2 separate regions of the Homo sapiens genome follow, and region 2 is linked to region 1. Evidence: chromatin contacts called from ENCODE Hi-C or POLR2A ChIA-PET data. All regions are on one chromosome and are shown on one strand. The core of a region is the stretch at or near the end of the contact, and the rest is flanking DNA. Distances in the headings are between cores, read along the strand shown. Region 1 overlaps UTP4 (UTP4 small subunit processome component). Region 2 overlaps SNTB2 (syntrophin beta 2).

The links. A loop is a pair of places that touch in the nucleus more often than their neighbours do. ChIA-PET counts read pairs that join two places held with the same protein, here RNA polymerase II (POLR2A). Pooled maps may share reads with other maps.
Region 2: a loop to region 1 is called in a map of endothelial cell of hepatic sinusoid, with 4 times the contacts of the local background. The contact joins two enhancer-like sites. A Hi-C loop is called at or near these places in 2 of 168 maps with a recorded cell type or tissue (endothelial cell of hepatic sinusoid and left ventricle myocardium superior) and 2 of 50 pooled maps. POLR2A ChIA-PET finds 5 or more read pairs at or near these places in 7 of 52 experiments (AG04450, CD8-positive, alpha-beta memory T cell, HEK293 and 4 more).

Annotation. Positions count from the first base shown.
Region 1 is chr16:69,163,100-69,168,857 of GRCh38, reverse strand. UTP4 (UTP4 small subunit processome component) reads right to left here. Exons shown (of 17, transcript NM_032830.3): 14 at 5,680-5,758; 15 at 3,332-3,517; 16 at 1,673-1,783; 17 at 1-37. Among named protein-coding and RNA genes, the nearest start is that of SNTB2, 21 kb to the left of the region's middle. Within about 2 kb of position 2,162, at least 7 of the 41 ENCODE cell types and tissues checked have a DNase peak (open chromatin) inside an H3K27ac peak, as active enhancers do.
Region 2 is chr16:69,241,025-69,246,782 of GRCh38, reverse strand. It overlaps SNTB2 (syntrophin beta 2), which reads right to left. Exons shown (of 7, transcript NM_006750.4): 2 at 968-1,181. Among named protein-coding and RNA genes, the nearest start is that of SNTB2, 57 kb to the right of the region's middle. Within about 2 kb of position 2,247, at least 2 of the 41 ENCODE cell types and tissues checked have a DNase peak (open chromatin) inside an H3K27ac peak, as active enhancers do.

The DNA of each region.
Region 1 (5,758 bases), core at 913-3,412:
GTGTTCTTTCATCCAAAAGATCCATGAAGAGTAGAGGCTGCAGAGGGATGATAATTATTCTATCAGGACTTAGGATCCAGGGCTAGTCCTGAAAGAACTGACTGTAGGTAGACACCATCTAAGCTAAAAGGTTAGCCTAGTTCAAGGCTCAAATGATTTAAATTTCTTGACAATCTTTCCTGCCCTGGGACTCAAAATAGTTGGAATGCATAAAAGCTTTTTTTTTTATTTTTTAGAGATCTTGCTATGTTGCCTAGGCAGGAGAGCAGTGGTCATTCATAGACATGATCAACGTGCACTGAAGCCCTGAACTCCTGGGCAATCATCCTGCCTCAGTCTCCTGAGTAGCTGGGACAATAGGTAGGTGTGCACGGCTGCGCCTGGCTCAAGATTGGGAGCCTTTTTTTTTTTTTTTTTTTTTTTTGAGACAGTCTCGCTCTGCCGCCCAGGCTGGAGTGCAGTGGCGCAATCTCGGCTCACGGCAAGCTCCGCCTCCCGGGTTCACGCCATTCTCCCGCCTCAGCCTCCCGGGTAGCTGGGACTACAGGTGCCCACCACCACGCCCGGCTAATTTTTTGTATTTTTAGTAGAGATGGGGTTTCACCGTGTTAGCCAGGATGGTCTCGATCTCCTGAACTCGTGATCCGCCCACCTTGGCCTCCCAAAGTGCTGGGATTACAGGCGTGAGCCACTGCGCCCGGCCAAGATTGGGAGCTTTTAACTAAGTTCACTCATAAAAGGTCTCAGCAGGATTTTTTTACATTTCTCTGGATAGAAAATCTATGCTTCTTATATCTCAAGAATCAATGTTAAGCAAGGACTTTAAAGCCTAAGTTCTTTTTTTTCTCAGACAGAATCTCGATGTTACCCAGCCTGGAGTGCAGTGGTGCAATCATACTCACCGCAGCCTTGAACTCCTGAGCACAAGCTATCCTCCCATCTCAGCCTCTTGAGCAGCTGGGACTACAGGCATGCTCCACCACACCTAGCTAATTTTTATATTTTTTTTTTTTTTGTAGAGACAGGGTCTCACTATGTTGCCCAGACTGGTCTTGAACTCCAGCCTCAACCTCCTAAAGTACTGAGATTACAGGCGTGAATCACCATACCCAGCCTAAGGCAACTGACAACTGGCAAGCTACAAATGCATCAAGAAGCTAATCACATTTGAGTCATTTGAGTAATCAGTAATTTACAGAACTCTCCTTTTTTTTTTTTTGTTAATAGTGATGGGGTTTCACCATGGTGCCCAGGCTGGTTTTGAATTCCTGGGCTGAGGAGATCCACCTGCCTTGGCCTCCCAAAGTGCTGGGATTACAGGTATGAGCTACCAAGCCCAGCCTGCTTGACATTTATCCTATGGAACACTCCAACAAGTAAAATTTAAAGCCAGCTCTCATGACAACAAAGACTCTACCCTCAGCGCCAACATTTCTCACTACTTACGCATTTCATTTTGGTTAAGTATGATGTGCCTGCCTCTAACCTACTAAGGCAAGAACAATAAAACATATACAAGGGACAGCCAGCCTCAAAAAGGTGACTTGTCTCCCACAAGCCAGGTTCTCTGCATGGAAACTGAAGGTGCTCTTATCTTCCGATTGTGGAGTTTATTACATTTTGGTATCACAAAGGAACCAACTATCCAGAATAACAACACAAGATGTTTTACCTTATATATCTTAGAAATTTTAAAAGCATGAGCTGTGCGCCTCCGGATGACATCTGATTCATTCGTGGGAGGAAATGGATTGTAGAGTAAGGTTTTGTCATTTGGAAGGGGCTAAAAAAACAAAGACACATTGTTTAAATGGTTACTTTTATTGGGCTTCTGCAGACCAAAGATCTGTAGTGCATTTTGAGCCCAACATCATCTTCTAACCATCATATATATTCAGTACCTCCCTGACATTCGTTAATTCGGGAAAACAGCTGTAGCCATAATACCTCTATTCAGAAAAACTAGGGGGGAAAAAAAGAAGAAAAGGAGAGAGAGGGAGAAAGAGCTGAAGCTACTCTTGCAGCCACACTGTAGAGGGTGGGTGTATGAGGCAAAGAGAGCTTGTTAACTCCATGCAGCAAGATCAAAGGGCCCTTCTGCGGCTTCTGGCCTGTCTCATCAGTATCACTTTGTCAGAATGGAACAAACTGGCAAGTGCAGGAGCTCAGCCCACACAGGGTCTGTGCTTTCTAGACTCTCCCCCAACCAGATCACAGACTGGACAAGTGACTGGAGTTCTCCCCAGGCGAAACCTCAACACAAACCACCTGTGCTGATGTCACTGACACCTCGAGGTGGCCTCTGGCCAAAGAAATGATATTTTGTCTCTGACTTCCTGGGAAATAGCTATGCCTACTGTAAGGAAGCGATGAACTTAAAGCCAATGCTTTGGAAAAAATGATCTGGGCTCAATTACAAAGAGGCAAGAGAGTGGGAGGGGCCCTTCCTGTATCACTCATCTTGCAGAAGGCACTTGTCAGCCAGCTCTGCTTCCCACACCCAGAGGTCGCAGGGCCCACGAGATGATTCCAGTGACACATCCCCGTGCACACCTCCTTTAGAGCCATCTGCTGCTTTCCCCCATGTTCCTTCCACCCCCACCTTCACAAACACACCAAAACACCGTGTGATGGTTGTAATCTAAGCCCAAAGTGCAGGACAGGCATGGCCACAATGCTCCTAGGAAACAAAGCACCTGCCCAGAAAAGCCATACAAATTCAGGGTGAATCAAAACAGCAGCTGGCAAAGAGGACAGAATCTAAAACTGAAGAAAATGCTCGTATCCCATGTAAATCACAGCCATGAAGAATTTTCCTAGCTGGGTTTTTCGAAGATGTTAAGACCAGTTCCTCAAGCCTGCAGACAGCGTTTTAGTAGCTTTAGCGAAGGGGCACAGAGGTCAAAACCTCAGCCTGTACCTCCTTTAATGAAACCAGGTTATTCAGATACCCCAGAGTTCAAAGTTGAAAGCAAGTTAGCCAAATCAATGATACTTCCGGATGAGGGTCACCTTCCGAATACTGGCCTAATCACTTTTCTGTGTAAGATTTATGTGCTTACTCGCAAAGTAGACAAATAGTCAAATCAGCAAAAGCCAGTATACAAAGGCCAGCCCCTTCCCCGAGAGCCTCCCGAAGAACTGTGGGAACACAAACCAGGGAATCTGTAAAACAAAAGCCCCTCTCCTCCAAGAAATGTACTAGCTACCTGTATTCTGATTTACTAGCTACCTTTATTCTGAGTCTCTGTCCTCTTACCTTATTGTACTTGTTGCTTTTAGAACTTTAAGATTCAGAAGAAGATTTGGGAGGTAGCAGTGAAGAACTCACCAATGACTTGTCAATGATGCAGAACATGTAGGCATCATGGAGAAGGATGTGCATCGGTCTCTTGGGATGAAAACTGATGTGTGTGATAGGAGTATCCCTTTGGAGCCAAAGGTGGTGAAAGCCCTGCTTCTGGACAGTCCGGCTCCAATCTGTATACTGTTTGTCTGGGATGCTGTACTCAAATACCTGAGGGAGGACATGACATAGAGAAATGCAGGCTGGTACTCAGAAAGACCAGAAGGGCATTCTCATCCCTAACCAGAAAGTATCTATACAAAGCTTCAACTGTATTATATTCATTCTATGCTCTCCCAACACTTTTTTTTTTTTTTGAGATGGAGTCTCACTCTGCCACACAGGCTGGAGTGTAGTGGCGTGATCTCCGCTCACTGCAAGCTCCGCCTCCCCGGTTCAAGCCGTTCTCCTGCCTCAGCCTCCCAAATAGCTGGGACTATAGGCGCCCACGAGTACGCCCGGCTAATTTTTTGTATTTTTAGTAGAGATGGGGTTTCACTGTGTTAGCCAGGATGGTCTTGATCTCCTGACCTCGTGATCTGCCCGCCTCAGCCTCCCAAAGTGCTGGGATTACAGGCGTGAGCCACCGCGCCCTGCCCATCTTTTCAGAGCTATTTTATGCACATAATACATAGCGTTCTGTATCTTGCTTTTGTTGCTCAGTGTTATATCACGGAGACTGACCCACATTAATACACATATATATCGGTCATGCCCATTCTGAAACACAGAATAGTCCACTCATTTTGTCCATGTATCATGATTTACTTATCCACTCTGCTTAATGGACATTAGCTTGTTTCATATCTTTGTCTACTACAAACAAAGCTGTCTCTGTATAAATGTCTTTTTGCACAGCTAGAAGCATATATATCTATATACAGATATATATATACATATATATATATATATATATATATATATAAAGAATGATTAGAACTGAAATTTCTAAGTCAAAGACCATGTGGACTTTAAAATTTTTAAGGTATTGCCAACATGTCCTCCAAAAGGGTTAGGATAATTTACACAATGTGTGAGAGTACTGTTTCCCTATACCTTCAGAACACTGTATATTATCAAGTCTTTGATCTTTGCTAATCTAACAGATATAAAAAACTTCCCATCAGTTTTACTTTCAGAAGCACTTAAGGGACTAAGTGCCAGTAAAAGGTGTCATGGGGGAAATTATCATTATGTGTGACAAAGGCAAAGATGTGTGGCTTCACTACTCTTTCAGTCTTTGGTCAAGGACTCAAATCTATAAAACTGAGAGATTTCACTTTTTGGACAGTGTGTGTGTGCATGTGTGAGTGTAAAAACTGACCATCAGCCGGGCGCGGTGGCTCAAGCCTGTAATCCCAGCACTTTGGGAGGCCGAGGCGGGCGGATCACAAGGTCAGGAGATCGAGACCATCCTGGCTAACATGGTGAAACTCCATCTCTACTAAAAATACAAAAAATTAGCCGGGCATGGTGGCGGGCGCCTGTAGTCCAGCTACTCGGGAGGCTGAGGCAGGAGGATGACATGAACCCGGAAGGCGGAGCTTGCAGTGATCGGAGATCGCACCACTGCACTCCAGCCTGGGCGACAGAGCGAGACTCTGTCTCAAAAAAAAAAAAAAAAAAACAAACTGACCATCAAAGCAGTAAGCATCATTTGCCTAGCACTCTACTTAAATGTGCTTCCTGGATTACATTTAATCTTCCCAACAGCTCAGTGAGGTAGATATTAACATCTCCAATTTTACAGATGAATTATTGATAACTTCCTAATATAATTATTGATAACTTCCTAATATATTCCGCAGCCCAGGTTTTTTTTTTTTTAAAGATCTCCTTATAATCACAATCTCCTTACAAATTGGTATAGAAAAAAGTAGATTAGGTTCTAATTTTGGCTGAGATTAGGTACCTGATCTTATTAGGGCTTGATTTCCTCATCGGCAAGCGTAAAGGTGAATGATACAATCTTTTAGTCACTTTCAACTCTCAAAATCTTATTCCATCCCATATCCAGTTTAATACCCAAGCCCATGTCATCTCTCCTCTAAAACAATCAGGAAAATGAGTACTTCAAAATTCCTCCTCCCTCTTGTGATTCTTTACTCTAGAATCTTAGTGCTTCTCCATTTAAATTGCATCCCATCAAACCAATGCATACTGCTGGCCTATGATGAGCCCAGACCGGCAAGGAAGCTTTACTTCACACAGGAGAAAACTACCTTATATCCTCCAACACCTTCAAAAAAAAGCTCCCCGCAACTGCCCAATATTCCAGCTTCTAGGTTACTATCCAGCAGGAAGGGAATAGAAAGCACTGGAATCTCCCTTACCTGCTGGTCCGAATGAGCGATGACAAGGTTGTTGGTATTGGGGGCAATAGCCATAGCAGTCACTGGGAAATTGTAAGCA
Region 2 (5,758 bases), core at 998-3,497, 78 kb before region 1:
TAAACCAGGAAGAAGTTGAATCTCTGAATAGACCAATAACAGGAGCTGAAATTGTGGCAATAATCAATAGTTTACCAACCAAAAAGAGTCCAGGACCAGATGGATTCACAGCCGAATTCTACCAGAGGTACAAGGAGGAACTGGTACCATTCCTTCTGAAACTATTCCAATCAACAGAAAAAGAGGGAATCCTCCCTAACTCATTTTATGAGGCCAGCATCATTCTGATACCAAAGCCGGGCAGAGACACAACCAAAAAAGAGAATTTTAGACCAATATCCTTGATGAACATTGATGCAAAAATCCTCAATAAAATACTGGCAAAACGAATCCAGCAGCACATCAAAAAGCTTATCCACCATAATCAAGTGGGCTTCATCCCTGGGATGCAAGGCTGGTTCAATATACGCAAATCAATACATGTAATCCAGCATATAAACAGAGCCAAAGACAAAAACCACATGATTATCTCAATAGATGCAGAAAAAGCCTTCAACAAAATTCAACAACCCTTCATGCTAAAAACTCTCAATAAATTAGGTATTGATGGGATGTATTTCAAAATAATAAGAGCTATCTATGACAAACCCACAGCCAATATCATACTGAATGGACTTCTTTCAATTATAAAGTAATACATATTCATAGTGAAAAAAGTAATAACAACATTACAGAAAGACATAAAAGGAAGAAAAGATGCCCCCTCTTTCTTTCACCCCTTTAGTCTTATTTGACACCCTAGAGGTAAAGCCATTAACAGTTTCTTGTGTGTCTGTTCAAAATTTTTTCTACACATATACATGTATATATGTAGAATAACTTAAAATGTGGAACCCCAAAAATGCATCTCTCACCTCAGACAGATGTTTTCCTCTGTATAACTGAGTTAACAGAGTCATATAATACTGCAACATGTCCTTAAGTTTGTAAAGCTGTAGGTATGATGTTCTTGTTAGGTACACCTCACCTGTTTTCCAGATCCGGCATGCTTAGGTTTCTAGCAGCAAAGCACATTTTGAGAGGGATGATCTTCCTGTCCTTGGTGCTGTTCTGGTGTTTTGGCGAACCAGAGTCCTCACTGCCACTAAAGCTTGGTGACTGGGGGGCTGCACCTTCCCACGGCAGATCTGATACTAATGATGGCTTCTTGATATATGGTGTTACTTCTCGGATGAACTTGACTATGAACAAAAAAATCAAAGAAGAAGGTTAGTAATTTTGCTTCCTATAATAAATGATAACTAAAGTATTCACATACATGCTATATCTATAACAAAGTGGAGGAAAGAGCTGGGCGCGGTGGCTCACTCCTGTAATCCCAGCACTTTGGGAGGCCGAGGCGGGTGGATCACTTGAGGTCAGGAGTTCAAGGCCAGCCTGGTCAACGTAGTGAAACCCCATCTCTACCAAAAATACAAAAAATTAGGTGAGCGTGGTGGCATGCGCCTGTAGTCCCAACTACTCAGGAAGCTGAGGCAGGAGAATTGCTTGAACCCGGGAGGCGGTGGCTGCAGTGAGATTGTGCCACTGCACTCCAGCCTGGGCGACAGAGCAAGACTCTGCCTCAAAAACAAACAAACAAACAAACAAACAAAAAATGGGGGAAAAAAGTAAGTTAAAGAGCCATGAATCCCCTGGAGATAGATTCTAAGACAGACCCATCTAGGCTTTAGATGATTCAACCTTTAGAAACTTCTCCATACTTCTACCCACTGGTTCCCTGTCTTCTCAAGCCATATAGAACAAACTTAATCTCTCTTCTACATGAGAACTCTGTAATTATCTGAAGACAGATTTTTCTCTTCTCTCTCCTCCCCATACTAAGCTAAGTATTTCTATTTCCATTCAACTCAATCAACTTTTATTAGCTACCTACCAAGTGTTGGGAATTAGGCTAGCCAGTAAAGACACAAGGGCAAATGAGCCATGGATTCTATCCCTCAAGGAATGCCCAGCCTTGCAGGGGAGACAGCTATGTAAACAGGCCATTACAGTTCTTAAAATCAAGTGCAAAAATAAAGTATATTCAAGATAAGGTATGATCTAATAAGCACAAAGCCAACTCAACTGATCCCCCTTGCTTGTTCAAAATACTCTATTTCCATTAATGTGGCCCCAAATGAAAATCAAGCTTTTAGTAGATAGGAAGCTTTTTTAAGTTCAAATTTAAAACTCATAAAATACTTGTTTTACTTCAGTCATGACTACAATTACTGTCACTCGAGGCATGGTGTTCTTGTTTCAAAAACTAGACAAACTGGCTGGGCACAGTGGTACACACAGTTTCTCCTGTGAATAGGTAATACATGCACATAAAACAAAACTCAAGAGGTATAAAAGGTTTTATAATAAAAGTCCAGATTTCTAGCTACCCTGTCTCCATTCCTAGAGGCAACCATTCAAAGAGATGCCTGGTATGCTAAGCATGTATGAAAATAAACACATACACATGCGTGTATATCTGATCATACATATGGTGGTACATTATGCTTACCGTGCTGCACCTTAGTTTTTTTATTTAATAAGGTTGATAGTCTTTTATAGGCCTAATAGTTGATAGCTCATTCTACAGCATGATGTGGTCATAGAGATGCCTTTGGAATCAAGAAGACCTTGTTCAAATCCTAACTGTGCTTGCTATTCAAAGCTATGTGACCGCACTTAACTGTTCTGAGGTCCTCATCTACAAAATGGGAGTAACACTAAGCAAATAAAAATTTCAGGCACATACTAAACATTCAATAAATACAGTAGGTACCTTTCTTTTTCCTTCCCTAAATTAGAAAGTTAGAGAAGAGTTAAAAAATTTTAATGGTAATCAGTAGAAGAGTTAAAGTTATTTTCTTATACGTTATTAAAAAAGATTTACTGAAATTAAGTATAATAATAAAAAATATAACAATTCCAATGCTAGAATTTAGATGTAGTATATCTCTGTGCTTTTTGTGCATAGTTATAATACACGTGCTTCTGGGTAGCTGCCTCAGGTCACCAAGGAGATTTTTTTACCCTAGAAAAATCAGCAGGAGTGCAGTCAGTATAACCCTTGAGCAGCTGACTCAAGCATTTCAATACATACTTCAGCTTTATGCTTTGAAGGACTTTGGCAGAAATTCCTAAGGTTTCCAGTTACTGCAAATGGCAGAGGCATGCTTTTTGAACATTTAAGGCAGTACACTATTGGGCTACCAACTGGAGGAAATTAAAGACATTCTAAATGAATTCTTGAATAATATAGTGGTTAGAAAAGAACCCTTAACGATCTACTCAGTTCATTCAATCACACAGTAGCATCACTGAACTGATTACTACACACATCCTAAAACAAAAACAGACATACACATACAATTTATGTATTGCCTTATTAAAAGAGCAATGAATTTTATCTGAGTTGATGGCAATGCAGTCCATACCCCCATCTAATTAGCCATCCAGAATGGCTGAAGAGCTGTGGATGGACATCTGTTTCTATGTTTGGGAATGGCAAAAAGTTAACAGTCTTCTGTTTCAGTCCTATGTTAAGGCCTTAACCTGGACACGTGGCTGGATAAGCAGAGCCTTTACACCCCCACATGGAGCTTTCAGTTCAACTCAGAATCCACAACATATTTCAGAATCATTTCATTTTTCCTGATAGTTGAAGATAATCCTCAAAATAATTTAATTAAACACTGATGTTTACAAACTGTTTTGAGTGTTCAGATGCTGAAGCTAATTTTCTTTCTTCCATTCATGTATCCCTTTTTTTTTTTTTTTTTTTTTAAGATGCAGTCTCACTCTGTCGCCCAGGCTGGAGTGCAGTGGCACAATCTCAGCTCACTGCAAACTCTGCCTCCTGGGTTCACGCCATTCTCCTGCCTTAGCCTCCCCAGTAACTGGGACTACAGGCGCCCGCCACCACGCCCGGCTAATTTTTTGTATTTTTAGTAGAGACGGGGTTTCACCGTGCTAGCCAGGATGGTCTCGATCTCCAGACCTCGTGATCCACCCGCCTTGGCCTCCCAAAGTGCTGGGATAACAGGCTTGAGCCACTATGCCCGGCCTCACGTATCCCTTTTACTGAACGTGAAGGTGGGCTTCCTCCCACCCCAAAAGCATTACTGTGATCCCTTCTCTTCTTTAGAGTGACAAAAACACATACATGTACTGCACACATGTACCTGTAAAGATGTCTGGAAGGAACTTAATCAAAATATCAATAGTGCTTATATACAGGTGTAGGATTGCATTTTTTTCTTTATGTTGTTCTGTATATTTAAAATTTTTGTTAAGTCCATAGTATTTATTTTAAAAACGTATTTAAGAAATGAAGAAAACTTATTCTGAGACCTTGTTCAAACTCTATCTTAATTTTATTTTTGAGACAGGGTCTCACTCTGTCCCTCAGGTTGCAGGGCAGTGGCACAATCATAGCTCACTGTAACCTCAAATTCTTGGGTTCAAGTGATCCTGCCTCAGCCTCCTGAGTAGCTGCAACTATAGGCACACACCGACACATCTGGCTAACTTTTTAATTTTTTGTAGAGACAAGGTCTTGCTATTTTGCCCAGGCTGATCTCAAACTCCTGGCTTCAAGCAACCCTCCCGCCTTAGCCTCTCAAAGCGTTGGGATTACAAGCATGAGCCACCACCCAGCCTGTTGCTCAAACTTTAAACATGAAAGACATGTAAACGGAAATCTTGAGGCTTCAAAAACTATAATGCACTGGATAGGATCCAAAATCCAACTGATTCTTACTGAATTCTAAGCTCTAATGAATAAGGTTATGAAGAGTTCCATGTTTGGGGCATGAGGCAGCATCTGATTTTAAACTGAATGCAAGTGGCTTCTTTTTTTTTTTTTTTTTTTTTTTTGAGACAAGGTCTGGCTCTATCACCCAGGTTGAAGTGCAGTGGCATGATCTCAGCTCACTGCAACCTCCGCCTCCTGGGCTCAAACCATCCTCCCATCTTAGCCTCCTGAGTGGCTGAGACTACAGGTGCACACCACCATACCCACCTAATTTTTGTACTTTTAGTAGAGACAGGGTTTTGCCATTTGCCCAGGCTGGTCTCTAATTGGTGAGCTCAAACAATCCACCCGCCTTGGCCTCCCAAAGGGCTGGGATTATAGGTATGAGCCACTGCACCCCACCTGTTAAGTGGCTTTTTTTTTTTTAGTAGAGACGGGGTTTCACCATGTTGGCCAGACTGCTTGCCAACTCCTGACCTCAAGTGATCTGCCCACCTCGGAGTCTCCCAAAGTGCTGGGATTACAGGCTTGAGCCACCACGCCCACCCTGGCTTTTTAAAGCTTATCTAGGCTGGTGCTGAGCATGGTGGCTCACACCTGTAATCCCAGCACTTTGGGAGGCCGAGGTGGGTGGATCACGAGGTCAGGAGTTCAAGACCAGTCTGGCCAAGATGGTGAAACCCCATCTCTACTAAAAAATATAAAAATTTGCCGGGTGCGGTGGCAGGCACCTGTAATCCCAGCTACTGGGGAGGCTGAGGCAGGAGAATTGCTTGAACCCAGGTGGCAGAGGTTGCAGTGAGCTGAGATTGTGCCACTGCACTCCAGCCTGGGCTAGAAAGTGAGGCTCCATCACAAAAAAAAAAAAAAAAAAAAAAAAAAGCTTATCCAGGCCGGGCACGGTGGCTCATACCTGTAATCCCAGCACTTTGGGAGGCCAAGGCGAGTGGATCACTTGAGGTCAGGAGTTCAAGACCAGCCTGGCCAACATGGCGAAAGTCCATCTCTACTAAAAATACAAAATTA